Regions from separate parts of the Homo sapiens genome. Here region 1 is linked to region 2. The links are chromatin loops, found by intact Hi-C in ENCODE. Cell type or tissue: heart right ventricle. All regions are shown on one strand. Links, peaks and the distances in the headings refer to the core of each region. The heading gives the core; the rest is flanking DNA.

Evidence for each region. Hi-C counts contacts between places; a loop is a spot of excess contacts. Peaks named below come from ENCODE experiments on the same cell type or tissue, not always from the same donor. Only the 100,000 strongest peaks of a DNase experiment are listed, where the experiment ranks them.
Region 1: it touches region 2 in a loop (2.4-fold over the local background); 8 of 110 quality-filtered maps call a loop at or near these places.

Annotation. Positions count from the first base shown.
Region 1 is chr3:41,910,369-41,919,017 of GRCh38, forward strand. ULK4 (unc-51 like kinase 4) reads right to left here. Exons shown (of 37, transcript NM_017886.4): 7 at 8,089-8,172; 8 at 5,609-5,684; 9 at 2,439-2,531; 10 at 1,173-1,291; 11 at 949-1,018. Among named protein-coding and RNA genes, the nearest start is that of ULK4, 47 kb to the right of the region's middle. In heart right ventricle, for the core only: no CTCF peak of the experiment used is centred there; no DNase peak of the experiment used is centred there.
Region 2 is chr3:41,993,885-42,002,533 of GRCh38, forward strand. No RefSeq gene overlaps it. Among named protein-coding and RNA genes, the nearest start is that of ULK4, 36 kb to the left of the region's middle. RefSeq lists a silencer at 5,395-5,606. In heart right ventricle, for the core only: a CTCF peak has its summit at 4,255; a DNase peak (open chromatin) is centred at 4,437; H3K27ac peaks cover 956 bases.

The DNA.
Region 1 (8,649 bases), core at 394-8,393, 83 kb before region 2:
GGATCACCTAAGGTCAGGAGTTCAAGACAAGCCTGGCCAACATGGCAAAATCCTGTCTCTACTAAAAATACAAAAATTAGCCAGGCGAGGTGGTGGGCCCCTGTAGTCCCAGCTACTCTCGGGAGGCTGAGGCAGGAGAATTGCCTGAACCTGGGAGGTGGAGGCTGCAGTGAGCCAAGATCGCACCACTGCACTCTAGCCTGGACAACAGAACAAGACTCCATCTCAAAAAAATAAAATAAAAATAAATGAAAGAATAAAAAAGTATTTAAAGAAAAACAGAACCTCTTCTTTTCTGTAAGTATTTATCCAAATAAAGAAGCTTTTGCCTTCAAAGCATTAACAACAACAACAAAAACTGGGTGCATTGGCAGGCAGATGGCTCAAACCCAGGAGTTTGAGACCAGCCTGAGCAACACGGCAAAACACCATCTCTACAAAAAAATTAGCCAGGCATGGTGGCACACACCTGTAGTCATAGCTACTTGAGAGGCTAAAGTGGCAAGATCACTTGAATCCAGGAGGCAGAGGTTACAATGAACCAAAATCACGCCACTGCACTCCAGCCTGGGCAATAGACGGAGATCTTGTCTCAAAAACAAAACAAACCAAACAAGCTGGACTTCTGAAATTTTAAGTTCAATTCTATTTTAAGTTAAAGAACAAAATGAAGAGGCATTAATTCTTACAAATGGAAATAATGAGTTGCTTTGGTAAAAAAATAAGTTGGTTTGGTTAAAAATTTTCAAAAATCCTGTACATAGCAAAATCTACATTTCACTGGCCACGACCTAACTGTAACTTTGAAATTGGAGAGTGAAACTGGCATTTGGCACTAAAATTCCTGTTCTTTATCTCTGTGTAACAAAGTTTGCACCAAGATAGCAGATGCTTTAAGAAAATTTAACTTTTGTCTTGCACTGATCCCTCTTTTTTCATTTTACCTACCTGAGAAGAAACATGGATTCATTCAATTGACCCTCAAGAGTACTCTTAGGCCGAAACTCAGTTGGATTTTCTGTAGCAGGAAAGTAATATGTTATCCAGAAAAGAACAAAAATATCATATGCAAGGCATAACGTACACAAAGATTTAAAGGGACATAACACTGAAATTAGGAACTCTCTCAAACAACATTCTAAGTAGCATGAATGTGCTCAAATAAAACTTACCTAGTCTGAAAGAGTGACCTAGTGGTTGACCACTCTTGTGCCCTTTTGCTTGTCTACTCTGAGAGTTCTGCAAAAGCTCCTTGGAATCTTGTGGCCCAGAACACTCCATAGTGTTTCTGCTATTATTGGAGAAAACCAACACAATCAAACTTACTTTGGAGTTCTCTATAGTTTTATGTTAGAGAAAAAGAGGTTGGAGAAGATAATTAAATTACACATGACATTTAGCAAAGTTACAGAATCTCTTAACTTTATGCCTCCCTCATCCACATAGCCATCAAAGACCGGCAGGAAAGCTACGTCACTGTAGTCCCTCAAGATCCAGGCTAAGGCCAGGCGTGGTGGTACACACCTGTAATCCCCGCACTTTGGGAGGCCGAGGCAGACGGATCACTTGAACTCAGGAGTTTGAGACCAGCCTGGGCAACATAGTGAGACCTTGTCTCTACTTTTTTGTTTTTAACAATTTTTTTTAATTTAAAAAAAAAAAAGATCCAGGCTGACAGACCAGGCATGGTGGCTCACGCCTATAATCCTAACACTTTGGGAGGCCACAGCGGGCAAATCGCTTGAGGCCAGGAGTTTGAAACCAGCCTGGGCAACATGGTGAAACCCTGTCTCTACTAAAAATACAATAAATAGCTGAGTGTAGTGGCACACACCTATAGTCTCAGCTACCCAGGAATCTGAGGTAGGAGGATCACCTGAGCCCAGGGAGGTCAAGGCTGCAATGCACCATGATTGTACCACTACACTCCTGCCTAGGTGACAGAGTGAGACGTTGTCTCAAAAAAAAAAAAAAAAAAAAATCCAGGTTGGAACTCCATTTTGACATTTTTCTTCCCAATTACCTCATCATGTAGTAAATTACCACTGCTCTTCAACTTTGCATCTGGGAATAACACACATTGCTTTTACTAACATTTTGTTACCAGAAACAAGTCACATGACCACACCTAACATAAAGAGGAGAAAAAAGATCCTACCATTTACTTGGGAGGTGGGAAGCCAGATGTATTTGGTAACAGAACTAATGACTATCATATTATATCAATGACTGAAGAATAACAACAGAAAATATGCAAAATCAAGAACATAAAAATATCATGAGTAAACTCCTCAAGCAACCCTTAATTAAACAAACGCTGGATTTTCTCCTACTACGAAAGCAGAGAAATTCCAGTCATTGATGTTGTATATTTAGAACAGTAATGGGCTTAAGTGTCCAGTAACTATGTCCCATACACAAAGGTAAGTGTATACTACCTGAGACTGAGATCTTCGACGCTTGATTCCTGATCTGCTCCAGCAAAAGCTTTCTTCCAAAATGAATGCTGCAGTAGCCTTGTCCAAGTCAATCTTTAAAAAACATAAATGTTAAAACTCTACTTTAACATGATTTACCATGAAAAATTCCCAAGACATGTCCCAATTACACATAGCAGATTTTACAAGGTACACATGTACCTTTGAAATCATTTTATATTTTATTATTTCATTTTTGTATGCTATTAACCTCTTTTAGACAGCAAGATAAAAAGAAACAATTCAGAAGCATTAAATGGTACAGAATGAAACAGTCTGATAACTAAGCATTAGAAGTTTCAGGGTTCAAATTCCATAGAGTCTGGTTTCTCCAACCAGCCTAGGAAAAACGGAGTCGATAAATAATTTGAAATTCTTTTTTTTTTTTTTTTTTTTTTGAGACGGAGGCTGGCTCTGTCACCCAGGCTGGAGTGCAGTGGCGCGATCTCGGCTCACTGCAAACTCTGCCTCCCGGGTTCACGCCATTCTCCTGCCTCAGCCTCCCGAGTGGCTGGGACTACAGGCGTCCGCCACCACGCCTGGATAATTTTTTGTATTTTTAGTAGAGACGGGATTTCACCGTGTTATCCAGGGTGGTCTCGATCTCCTCACCTCGTGATCCACCCGCCTCCGCCTCCCAAAGTGCTGGGATTACTGGCGTGAGCCACCGTGCTCAGCGTAATTTGAAATTCTAAAGTAAATATATCAGATATCTATAATCCTGTCATCCTTTATTTCACAACAGAGGCAAGATTATTTTACTTACCCTAACTGACACATTTAAGTTTTGGAACTATTCTGTTGGAAATTCATTCAGGAATAAATAAGAATATCAGCCCAGGTGTAGTGGCTCACACCTGTAATCCCAGCATTTTGGGAGGCCAAGGTGGGTAGATTGCTTGAGTCCATGATTTTGAGGCCAGCCTGGACAATGTGGCAAAACCCCATCTCTACAAAAAATACAAAAATTAGTTGGGTGTGGGGGCCCACACCTATAATCCCAGCTACTTGGGAGGCTGAGGTGGAAGAATCTCTTGAGCCTGGGAGGGAGAGGTTGCAGTGAGCCAAGATCACACCACTGCACTCCAGCCTGGGTGACAGAGTGAGACCCCGTCTCCGGGAGGGGGTGCGGCGGTGGGAGGAAAGAATATCAGCTTCATAACCATATACATTCACACCTTGTTTAGGAATCAAAATAATATTACCTAGCTAGTTCACTTGCATTAAAATGACTTTAGGTTGTATTTAAAACTCAGGCTCACTTTCAAAAGATTAAGTTTCACTACTAATAGAGTATACCTCTAGATATACTCACCAGAGTGGGAAAATTAAGCCTGACTGAAATTTTAAAACAAAAAAGAAAAGAATTTATAGTCGACTAATCATTCAAAATTTCTGTATTAAATAAAATTACTTCAATCAAAAGTAAAACACAAATAATAGAATTTGCAACCACATATAATATTCCTTTACACAAAGGTTCTTATGGTTCACTAAAGGAGAAATAAAAATAGCCAACAAAGTAAAATGTATTTTCATCCATCAAACTGACAAAAATGTAGATCAACAAGGCACACTGTAGATGAGAGTGGGAGGGAAGGAGCTTTCTAACATATTGTTGCTGGGAGTGTAAATCAGCACATGTTCCTAGAATGCAGGAAATGTATCAAACTTTTTAAATGCTCTTAGCCTTTGGCCAGCCATTTCATTTTGAGAAATTCACATCAAAGAGATAACTAACCAAGTAAACCCAAAAAAATTTTAAAAATTCACAAAAGGATATTTACTGTAACAACACATATAATATTCCAAATCAAGAGGCATTCTAAACGTTTACTTTTTTATAGGTAATTGTATATACGTTCTACAGCCATTTAAAATGACCAGGCAGCCAGGTACAGTGGCTCACACCTGAAATCCCAGCACTTTGGGAGGCCGAGGCAGGCGGAACTGCTTGAGGCCAGGAGCTCGAGACCAGCATAGCCAACATGGTGAAACCCCATCTCTACTAAAAACACAAAAATTAGCTGAGGATGGTGGCACGCGCCTGAAATCCCAGCTACTTGGGAGGCTGAGGCATGAGAAACACTTGAACCCAGGTTGCAGTGAGCCAAGATTGTGCCACTGCACTCCAGCCTGGGTGACAGAGCAAGACTCAGAAATGGAAATGGAAAAATATGCATAATGTACCATGAGAGAAAAAAGTAGGTTATGGAGTGGTCCCATGTAAGCAAAAAATTATATAGCATACAGTTATAAATGTAGGGATATGTGGATACACCGTCTTAAGTAAATTAGGTATAGTTACATCCTATCAAAAGATGTCTGAAAAATTATCCACCAAAATAACACTAATGTTGAAAGCATTCTAATATAAGTAAAGGATGTTTGTCCTACAGCTTATACAAAAATCAGCATTTCCTTCTGCAGTTTTTAAAATATATTTAATAAAAGAATGGATTCTTGTATATGCTACACTAAATTTATTCTCCATTTTATAAACGGAACCCTCCTCCCATCACCCCATCCCAGTTACCTAGTGACAGAACCAGAACTAGAAACTAGTTGTTTGGGCCTCTTTCCCACTCTGGTCTACCTCCTAGCCTCCCCTACCCTGTGCCTCAACAATGATTTCTAACATTGCCATCACTGACAGAAAATTCACAAGGTGCCTATTATCCTATCACTTAATAGCCCCATTATGACAGGAGTGTCATAAAACCTGTTTTTATGACACTCAGTTAACAGCATCTTAACTTGACAATATCATCCCTCGGTCAATAGTCAAACAGTTTTAGCCTGAAATACAAAATACAAGAAATGGTACCTCTTGGATTTGGGAGTTATAAGAAAATTTGTCAACTACTTAATACATGAAAAGAGAAACTGACTTCAAAAATTCCTCATGATTAAAAACACCTGCAAACTGAGAGAAAAACTTTTAATCCGAAGTCAGACTTCTTTAAAAAATAATAATTTGAATAGCTATTTGTATATTAAGAACAGCACCATTTTAGAAGTACATAAAAGGGGGAAAAGATTTCATTATTTATTCCCATTAAAATACTGCCCCTTACTCCATTTGCAGAACTCAAAAGAAAAAGAAAAAAAGATCGAACTACTGTCCCTACCTTTTCTGAGGATCTCTTTGAAGTAACCCATCAAGCAAATTAATAAAATCTGAAGAAGCTTTAGGACGAGAAGAATCTATAAATGAATTAATTTCCAAGAAAAAATGATAAGTAGTAAATACATATCAATTTTATTTTTATCTCTTACATCAACATTTAAAGCAATAGTATTTTAAACACATACATTATTATTAAGAGAACACTAAATCCATTAACAACAATTATATCCTCTATTTAATGGGGCAGGATGGGGAGGTACAGAACACAAAGATTAAAAACATTTTTTCCTAGATCACAAAAAAGAAATGTAAATCTCAAAAACTAAGTCTTAACAAACCTCTAAGCCTTCTCTTCACTGAACAATCCCAATAAGGATCACCAGCTTAACAAACTCAAACACTTGTCTTCAACTATTTTGGGGGAGTTTTTTGAGATAGAGTCTTGCTCTGTCACCCAGGGTGGAGTGCAGTGGCACCATCATGGTTCACTCCAGCCTCTACCTCCCAGGCTCAAGTGATCCTCTCACCCCAGCCTCCAGAGTAGGTGGGACTACAGGCATGCACTACCATGCCTGACTAATTTTTGTTTATTTTTTATAGAGATGGGGTCTCACTATGCTGCCTAAGTTAGTCTCCAACTCCTGGGCTCCAGTGATCCACCTGCCTTGGATCTCCTAAAGTGCTGCAATTACAATTACAAGTGTGAGCCACTATGCTCAGCTCCAACTATTTTTTTTTTTTTTTTTTTGGAGAATGAGTTTCACTCTTCTTGCCCAGGCTGGAGTGCAATGGAGCGATCTCAGTTCACTGCAACCTCTGCCTCCCAGGTATATGCGATTCTCCTGTCTCAGCCTCCCAAGTAGCTCGGATTACAGGCATGTGCCACCATGCCTGGCTAATTTTTTTGTATTTAGTAGAGACAGGGTTTCACCATGATAGTCAGGCTGGTCGTGAACTCTTGACCTCAGGTGATCCACCCACCTCAGCCTCCCAAAGTGCTAGGATTACAGGTGTGTGCCACCATGCCCGGCCCCAGCTTAACTATTAATTATACCTTATTCTTTTAAGTATTCCTAACTTGAACAACTAAGAATATTTGCAATCCCTCTTTTAAGATTTTTAACAGAAATAAGAAGCATTATAATATGACACTGTCCAATACCACTAATCTCATAATGTTTTGTCTTTTTAAATTAGTTATATACCATATCCAGGTCATCAGTCTATGGTTAAAAGTAGTAGTAATGGCCACACATTGTGGCTCATACTTGAAATCCCAGCACTTTGAGAGGCCAAGGCAGGCGGATCACTCGAGGCCAGGAGTTCAAGACAAGCTAGGCTACATACCAAGACCTTGTCTCCACCAAAAAATTAAAAAATTAGCCATTCCCAGTGGTGTGCCCCTATAGTCCCGGCTACTTGGGAGGTTGACTGCACCACTGCACTCCAGCCTGAGTGACACAGCAGCACAGCAGAACCCTGTCTCTCAAATATATATATATGTATATATAGCAATAATTTTTGTAGAATCCTGTTTTCATTTATGTGTCTTAAGATAAACTTTAACAATGTATAGCAAAATGTTTTACTACACTTGTGCCTTCTTTTGTTTTCCTTTCCTTAAAAATTATTGCTGATAGATCATTATATTAACCACAATTTATATGATTAAAGTTCCAACACTTTAAAAATAATACAACTGTATCTAATTTTAAAGATTTTTAGGCCGGGCGCAGTGGCTCACGCCTGTAATCCCAGCACTTTGGGAGGCTGAGGTGGGTGGATCATGACATCAGGAGTTTGAGACCAGCCTGGCCAAGATGGTGAAACCCCGTCTCTAATAAAAAACAAAAAACAAAAAATTAGCCGGGTGCCGTGGTGGGCACCTGTAGTCCCAGCTACTCGGGAGGCTGAGGCAGGAGAACTGCTTGAACCCGGGAGGCGGAGGTTGCAGTGAGCCGAGAACACGCCACTGCACTCCAGCCTGGGCAACAGAGCAAGACTCTGTCTCAAAAATAAATAAATAAATAAATAAATAAATAAATAAATAAATAAATAAAGATTTTTAAAACTTATAAGGGTAGCATTCTGATTCATCAAGATAAGGAAATGGTGAATTTGTTCCAACAGGAGATAGAAATAACCACATGGGATACGACTACAAAGTAAGTAAATGGTACATACAAAAAGCAATGTCACATAAGGGTTTAAGTTTTTTAAGTCTTTAAGCCATACTTTTTATGATATAGATGCACAAAATAGTTTTTAAATGAGGGAAATCTATTAGTACTTTGTTTTCTGTTTCAGCATCTTTAAAAAATGGCAAAAGAAATACTAACATTTCTAAAAATATCAACTTGGGATCATTTATAAAAGATAACTTTGGGGAGTTATGAATCAATAAAAGCAAACGTTGGATAAAGGTACACCTTTAATCAGTGTAAAATGTAAATTAATTCCATTTATCATAAGAAATCTTACCTTTCGGAATAGGTGGCAAAGGATCTTCACATAAGATCTTTTCAGTTAATTCTGAAATACTTTCTGAGAAGAATGGAGGTTTTCCTGAAATCACATGAAAACTTGCAAAATGAAAGAAGTCTGCTATCACCAATAATTCTTTTTTTTTTTTTTTTTTTTTTTTGAGATGGAGTCTTGCTCTGTCACCCAGGCTGGAGTGCAGTGGCGCAATCTCGGCTCACTGCACACTCCGCCTCCTGGGTTCAGGCCACTCTCCTGCTTCAGCCTCCCCAGCAGCTGGGACCACAGGCGCACGCTGCCACGCCCAGCTAATTTTTTGTATTTTTAGTAGAGATGGGGTTTCACCGTGTTAGCCAGGATGGTCTCAATCTCCTGACCTCGTGATCCGCCCGCCTCGATCTCCCAAAGTGCTGGGATTACAGGCGTGAGCCACCACACCTGGCCTTGCTATCACCAATAATTCTAATCTCAACTACAGATATTTCAAGATTATACAACTTATAGAAAAAATATATAGCAATAGCTATTTAATGCCTAGTATGTACGAGGCACTGCCTATAT
Region 2 (8,649 bases), core at 318-8,317:
CTTCTCCTATGACTTCCCAGATTTTGTAGAAATAGCATATTTTAACTTGAAATTATATTTACTTTTTATACTTAAACATTTCTTTAGTAACCAATTCATTAACTATCTTCATCATATTACAAATTATTTAAACTTTTTCTTTTAAAAATATTTAACCACTATACTATGAGGAACAAATTATTTAAACTTTATTTTATTTTATTTTATTTTATTTTTTGAGATGGAGTCTCCTTCTGTTGCCCAGGCTGGAGTGCAATGGCATGATCTTGGCTCACTGCAGCCTCTGCCTCCCGGGTTCAAGTGATTCTCTCACCTCTGCCTCTGGAGTAGCTGGTACTACAGGCATGTGCCACCACGCCCAGCTAATTTTTACATTTTTAGTAGAGACAGAGTTTCACCATGTTGGTCAGGCTGGTCTCAAACCCCTGACCTCAAGTGATCCATCAGCCTTGACCTCCCAAAGTGCTGGGATTACAGGTGTGAGCCACCATGCCTGGCCAAATTATTTAAACTTTAAATCATACTGGTTTCAATGTTTATCACTATTTTTAAAATAAACCTTTTATATTAGAATAATTTTAGATTCACAGAAAAATTAAAAAGATAATACAAATTGTCTCCATATGCCCCACGCCCAGTTTCCCCTACTATTAACCTCTTACATTAGTATGGTACATTTGTCATAATTAATGAACATATACTGATGCTTGTTATTAATGATAGTCCTCATTTTGTTCATATTTACTTAGTTGTTACTGAATGTCCTTTTTCTGTTCCAGGATCCCATCCAGGATACCCCATTACATTTAATCATCTTGTCTCTTTGGGTTCTGCCTCTGACAGTCTTTCATACTTTCCTAGTTTCTGATGACCTTTCAATTTTGAGAATTGCTGATCAGGTATTTTTAGACTGTCACTTAATTGGTATTTGTCTGATCTTTTTCTCATAACCAGACTGGGGCTATTGGTTTTGGGGAGGAGGAGCATGGAGATAAAGGAGATAAAGTGCCATTCCCATCACATACTACTAAGGGAACATACTATTGGCATGACTTATTACTGTTGAGTCAATCTTGATCACCTCACTGCCTGAGGAAGTGTTTGTCAACTGTCTCCACTGTGAAGGTACTCTTTTTTTGTTTGTTTGTTTTTGAAACAGAGTCTCACTCTGGAGTGCAGTGGCGCAATCCCAGCTCACTGCAACCTTCATCTCCCGGGATCAAGTGATTCTCCTGTCTTCTGCCTCAGCCTCCCGAGTAGCTGGGACTACAGGTGTGCACCACCATACCCGGCTAATTTTTGTATTTTTAGCAGAGACAGGGTTTTGCCATGTTGGCCAGGCTGGTCTCGAACGCCTGACCTCAGGTGATCTGCCCACCTTGGCCTCCCAAAGTGCTGGGATTACAGGCATGAGCCACGATGCCCAAGCCATACTGTACTCTTTTGAAGGAAGTCACTAAGCACAGCCCACACAGACAGAGTGGGAGTTATGCTCCATCTGTTAGAAGTGGAGTTCTACATACTTTATTTGGAATTCTTCTGTATGGGAGATTTTTTTTCTTCTTCCCCATGTATTTATTCATTTATGTATTTATGTCAACATGGATTCATGGATATTTATTTTGTACTTTGAGTTATAATCCAATACTACTTTATTTATTTTGTTGCTCAAATTCTTCCAGCTTTGGCCACTGGAAACTTTTTCAGTTGACTCCCATGCCCCTTTGACATAAACCCCATGATTGTGGGTTTAGTTTTTGTTTTAGTATGTCTTTACTTCCTGGCATTACAAGATACTCCAGGTTCATCTTGCATCACTGTGTTTTGCATGTGGTCTTTTAGCCTTTTTATTCGGATTATTATTATTATTAATTTTTATTCATTTTTTTTTGAGTCGGAGTCTCACTTGGTCACCCAGGCTGGAGTGCAGTGACACGATCTCAGCTCACTGCAACCTCTGCCTCCTGAGTTCAAGTGATTCTCCTGTCTCAGCCTCCTGAGTAGCTGGGACTATAGGCGCATGCCACCATGCCTGGCTAATTTTCGTATTTTTAGTAAAGACGGGGTTTCACCATGTTAGCCAGGATGGTCTCTACCTCTTGACCTCGTGATCTGCCCACCTTGGCCTCCCAAAGTGCTGGGATTACAGGTGTGAGCCACCACACCCAGCCCTATTATTATTATTATTTTGAGACAGGGTCTCGCACTGTCACCTGGGCTGGAGTGCAGTGGTGCTATCTCGGCTCACTGCAACCTCTGCCTCCCGGGTGCAAGCGATTCTCCTGCCTCAGCCTCCCAAGTAGCTGGGATTGCAGGCGCCTGCCTCCACGCCCAGCTAATTTTTTTGTATTTTTAGTAGAGACAGGGTTTCACCATGTTGGTCAGGCTGGTCTCAAACTCCTGACCTCGCGATTTGCCCACCTTGGCTTCCCAAAGTGCTGGGATTACAGGCATGAGCCACCGTGCCAGCATTTTTTTTTTTTTTTTTTTTGAGACAGAGTTTTGCTCTTGTTGCCCAGGCTGGAGTGCAGTGGTGCGATCTCGGCTTATTGCAACCTCAGCCTTCTGGGTTCAAGCGATTCTCCCACCTCAGCCTCCTGAGTAGCTGGGATTACAGGCATGTGCCACCACATCCAGCTAATTTTGTATTTTGTTGTTGTTGCTGTTTTAGTAGAGATGGGTTTTCTCCATGTTGGTCAGGCTAGTCTCAAACTCCCGATCTCAGGTGATCCGCCCACCTTGGCCTCCCAAAGTGCTGGGATTACAGGCATGAGCCACCGCGCCCTGGCCTTTTGTTTGTTTTTGAGACAGGGTCTCACTCTGTCACCCAGGCCGGAGTGCAGTGCCATGATCACTACTCACTGCAGCCCTGACCTCCCACCTGCCTAATCCTCCTAAGTAGCTGGGACCACAGGCACGCACCACCATGCCCAGCTAATTTTTTTATTATTATTTGTAGAGACAGGGGGTCTCCCTATGTTGCAGAGGCTGGTCTTGAACTCCTGGACTCAAGTGATCCTTCCCCTTTGGCCTCCTAGAGTGTTGGGATTACAGGTGTGAGCCACCGCACCTGGCTCCTACTGTGTATTCTTAAGTAAGATTAATGTCTCAAAGCATGATGTAGGCTGATGCAAGAAAAAAATTAATGTCATATTTTGATAAATATAAAATTGTTAAACATTTAAAAATAAATATATTAAAGAAATAGAAACACGCTGTAAAACTTTCAAAACAGTTGAGATGGGCAGAAAAAGAACCAATAAAATGTGCTCTATCCAACAGAGTTTTGAAATGGGAGGAGGGTGGTAAAGGAAACAATGACTTCAAGTTTCTTCAAATTGTGTGTTATTTCTTCTGCGTGCCCCTGGGATGGGCAACCTTGAAGGATGCTTTGGACAAGGCTTCTAAATGGAAGCAAACACAAATTTGAGTTCTTGTCAAAAGAAATACCCACCCTCTCTGCAGCAATGTCCAAGATGATCAGCCATAGATGTTCCTGCATTTTGGTCTTGGTTTTGTGCTTCTGTTGCAAAAACCATCCCACATGGGTTGGGGTAGTTTTTGTGTCCTGTTACATTCAGTGATTCAAATAAAATGAAAGGCATAAACACTCCTCATTTCTATTCCTGAAAGTCCTTCTTGGTCGATTAAAGTGACAAGCCTGGTACCTTCCTTTAAGAGCCTGCTGCTGCTGAGTCCTCAATTTAATTGGTCTATGTGGCATGAGTTTTGGAAGAATAAATATATTCTCCCTGATACTTGCCCTTAGCTAAGTTAGCTTCATCTTTGCCAAGTTCTTACAATCTACTTGGAGGTCATTTCTTTGGGGCTTATTTATATCTAAGGCCCAGTCAGAGCAACAGGAATCTATTCATATGGGTCGACTGCATGATTTTGTTAAATGTGTTAAATTTAGTAACACCAGGAGGAAAACATTCTACTAGCTAGTGCTGAGCAGTGCATGGTTGTTACTTTTGTTTTCTTCTCACAGTACTTGCAGCACAGAAACAGCTGACCCTGCCACTCCTCACCTCATCGCCCAATGTGGCATCATCACAGTGTCTAAGAAGTTTCCTTGGAGGATCTGTGCTTACTTTAACAGTTGCCAACACATAGGCCTTGTGCTAAACTCTGACCAAATGCAAAACAGTAACAGTAAGAGAAGTGTCTTAGTTTGGGTTCCCCCTAAAGTAGCCCCTGAGATATGCAATTTATCTGGAAGTGATCCCAGGAAACACCGGCAGGGGGACAGAGAATTGAGACAGGAAAGGAAGGTAGCTGCTGATGAAGGGTGCTTTATCAAGCAAAAATAACTGGAGCCCAATCACTTGAAGGAAGTCTGGAAGCCAGCAGAGAACGTACACTGCCCGAAGAGACAAAGGAACAGGGACTTCTGGAAGATCTTCAATTCCCCATAACTTCCAACCCACTGCATCGAGCAGAGCAGGCTTCAGTAGCCAGAGGATTAGGACAGCATGCTGGCAGCTGGTGCTGGCTCCACTACAGCTGTAAGGCTGTGGGGGATATGGGCAGAGCCCCAGCACTGTCCCCTACAATAGGTTTTTCCCAGTTCTTATCAAATAATTCTTTCAGATGTCATAACATGGTGTGATAATTCTTGTACCTTGCCTGACCATATGTAGTGGCATCTTCTTTTGGTAACAGGCCCTAAACTTTAGTCCCAACAGCCATGACCCAGCTGGGCCAATCATAAAATCTCATGCTTCCAAGTGAAACATAAAGTGAGCTAAAACCATAATCTTGTAATTTGAACTGATAAAGCTTTTTCTTTACAAAACATTTTCAGAATAACATAAAATAAATTGAATAAAAGTAGATATTTTGGCCAGGCGTGGTGGCTCACACCTGTAATCCCAGCACTTTGGGAGGCCGAGGCAGGTGGATCACCTGAGGTCAGGAGTTCGAGCCAGACTAACCAACAGGGTGAAACCCCATCTCTACTAAAAATACAAAAAATTAGCTGGGTGTGGTGGCAGGTGCCTGTAATCCCAGCTACTCAGGAAGCTGAGGCACGAGAATTGCTTGAACCCAGAGGCAGAAGTTGCAGTGAGCCGAAATTGCACCACTGCACTCCAGCCTGGGCGACAGAGTGAAACTCCATCTCAAAATATATATATATATATATATATATATATATATATATATATATATATATATATATATAAAATATATAAAATATAAAAAAATACTCTGTCTCAAAAAACAAACAAACTGCTGTGTTGTGGCATGACATTTTAGGTTTTATTTATTTTTTTAAGACAGAGTCTTTCTCTGTCACCCAAGCTGGAGTGCAGTGTCACATTTTGGCTCACTGCAACCTCTGCCTCCCAGGTTCAAGCAAATCTTATGCTTCAGTCTCTTGAATAACTGGGATTACAGGGGCTCACCGCTGCACCTGGCTAATTTTTGTATTTTTAGTAGAGACGGGGTTTCACCATGTTGCCCAGGCTGGTCTTGAACTCCTGGCCTCAAGTGATCCACCCACCTTGGCCTCCCAAACAGCTGGGATTATAGGCATGAGCCACCGCGCCAGCAGGTTTACTTATTTTTTATTTCAGTTTTGTCCACCCTAACAAATATACTCCCTGATGCCCACCCTTGAACTTCCATGGACTCTGGGCTTGGGTCAAGATTGCTCAGGGGAAAACAAAACAAAACATAGAAAGAGAGAGCTAGAAGCATGTTGCTACACTTAAAATATCAGTTACCAGAAACTCAGAAAGGCATACAAATTTGGAAAGATTTAAATAAGAGCAACTAAAGAATTAAAATAGCAGAGGTATTTTTCCATGAGGATAAACTGTGACTAATTCTCTTTAGCTTGGGGCTGAGCATGGTGGCTCATGCCTGTAATCCCAACACTTTGGGAGGCCAAGGTGGGAGGATCCCTTGGGTTCTAGAGTTCAAGAGCAGCTTGGACAACACAGTGAGACCCCCGTCTCTACAAAAATTTCTTTTAATTAGCCAGATGTGGTGGCACACGCCTGTAGTCCCAGCTACTCAGGAGGCTGAAGTGGGAGGATTGCTTGAGTCCAGGTGTTCTAGGTTACAGTAGACTACAATTGTGCTTCTTCTGCACACCAACTTGGGTGACAGGGCAAGACCCAGTCTCAAACAAAAAAAAAAAGAAAAAAGAAAAAAAAATACTCTTTAGTAGCTTAGGAAGAGGATTAGATGAGCTCAAAGTCCATAAAAGCTGAGATTTAGCTGGTGTCAACATACCATAAACGGAAAGTAGTATGGGACACCCATTACCCCAAGAATATTATTGTATAACTTGAATACAAATAGGATCTAGCAAGGTTTTGATAGGTGGTCACTTTATAATGGGTTGTGAAAGGGAAGTTAAGGAGGTTCAGGAAATATTCTCAAGATCTTTTAACTTTGATATGAGAAATGAGAATTACTACACTCTCCACATCCAACAAAACAGTAAAATGTTAATCAATGAAGGTATTCCAAGTCATATGGATCTTTGGTTAGATCCTGAAGGTTTGATCCAATCAACAAATATTTATTGAGCAACTACTATGTTCTAGACGTTGTGCTGAGAATACATCTGAGAATAAGACTACCTTGTGAATTAAGAGGGTTTAAGAAAATAAATAATATAATATATTAAAATGTGCTAAATTTTAAAAAAGACAGAGCAGGGTAAGGGGCATTGAGAGTGCCGGGGGAAAATAAGTGGCAGTATTAATGAGATGGTTCAAGGAGGCCTCATTGGTGAGCCATGTGGCTCATGCCTATCATCCCAGCACTTTGGGGGACCAGGAGGGAGGATGACTTGAGGCCAGGAGTTTGAGACCATCCTAGGCAATATAGCGAGACCTTGTCTCTACAAAAATGAAAATAAAAAATTAGCCAGAACGATGATGTGCATCTATAGTCCCAGCTACTCAGGAGGCTGGGGCAGGAGAATTGTTTGAGCCCAGGAGTTCGAGGTTGCAGACAGCTATGATCATCCCACTGCATTCCAGCCTGGGTGACAGAACAAGACCCCTGTCTTAAAAAAAAAAAAAATAAGTCTTATTGAGATGAGGAGAAGAGCCATAAGGATAAGTAGAGGAAGAACAATCCAGGCAAAGGAAATGGCCAGTGCAAAAGTTCTGAGGTGACAGTGTCTCTGGCATGTTCAAGGAACAGCAAGGAGACTATTTTTCCTGTGAAGTTAGTGAGTTGGAGAGAAGAGGAAAATGAAGTCAGTGGGATGAGGGGAGTAGACGGTGTAGGTCTTGTGGGCCATGGTAGAGACTTTTTTTTCTTGAGACAGGGTTTCACTCTGTCACCCAGGCTGGAGTGCAGTGTAACAAACACGGTTCAGTGCAGCCTCAACCTCCTGAGCTCAAGCAGTTTTCCCATCTCAGCCTCCCAAGTAGCTGGGACTACAGGTGTGCACCACCACTCCTGGCCCTGTAAAAACTTTTGCTTACATTCTGGGAGGAATGGGGAACAATTGGAGGGTTTTGAACGGAGGAGAGCCACGATGTGACTCACATTTTACAAGATCATTGGCTACTGCATTGAAAAATGGACTGAGGTAGGGCAGGGGCAGAGGGCAGGTGAACAAGTAAGAATTTAGGAGGTTCTTGCAGGAATGCAGGAGAAATGATGGTGGTTTGGACTAGGATGGAGGCAGTGAAGGCAGTAAGAAGTAGGTTCTGGATTATATTTTGAAGGTAGAACCAACAGGTTTTCCTGATAAATTGGATGTGGGGTGAAAAAAAAGGGAGAAGTCAGAGATAAATATAAGGTTTCTGCCTGGACAATTGAAATCTAGGAAACTGTGGAATAGTAGAATTTTTAGAAGTCCAGCAGCTCAGTTTTGGGCATAATAAGGTAGAGATGCCTATTAGACATCCAAATGCCAGTGTCAAGTAGGAAGTTTGTTTACATGAGTCTGGAGTTCAGAGGGAAAGTCTGGACTGGAAGTATAAACTTGGAGTTATCTATGTGTAGATGGTGTTTAAAGCCTTGAGATTAGATGAGATCACTAAGGAGTGAGTGTAGAGTGCAGTTTCCTAGAATCCAAGTAAAGAAAGTGTTCCAAGAAGAAAGATGACAAAAGTTGTGTCAAATGTGGCTGAGAGGTCAAGTAAAAGGAGAACTGATAATGGACCCTAAATGTAGCAATGTGGAGGTCAATGGTGACCTTGACTGGGTGGAGTAGTCTCAGTGGAATGGGTTTCAGGAAAAAATGGACAGAATTGAGACAGTGACGATAAGCAATTCTTTCAAATAGCTTTGTTATGAAGGATGACAAAAAACAGGGTGGCATCTAGAGGTGGAAGTAAAGTCAAGAGAGTTTTTTTCTTCTATTCAAGATGGAAGAAATATAGGGCAGGCATGGTGGCTCAAGTCTGTAATCCCAGCACTTTGGGAGGCTGAGGCTGGTGGATCACTTGTGGCCAGAAGTTCGAGACCAGCCTGGCCAACACAGTGAAACCCCATCCCTACCAAAAAATACAAAAATTTGCCTGGTGTGGTGGCAGGCACCAACTACTTGGGAGGCTGAGGCAGGAGAATCACTTGAACCCAGGAGGCGGAGGTTGCAGTGTCATGCCGCTACATTCCAGCCTGCGTGACAGAGTAAGAGTCTGTCTCAAAAAAAAAAAAAAAAAAAGACAG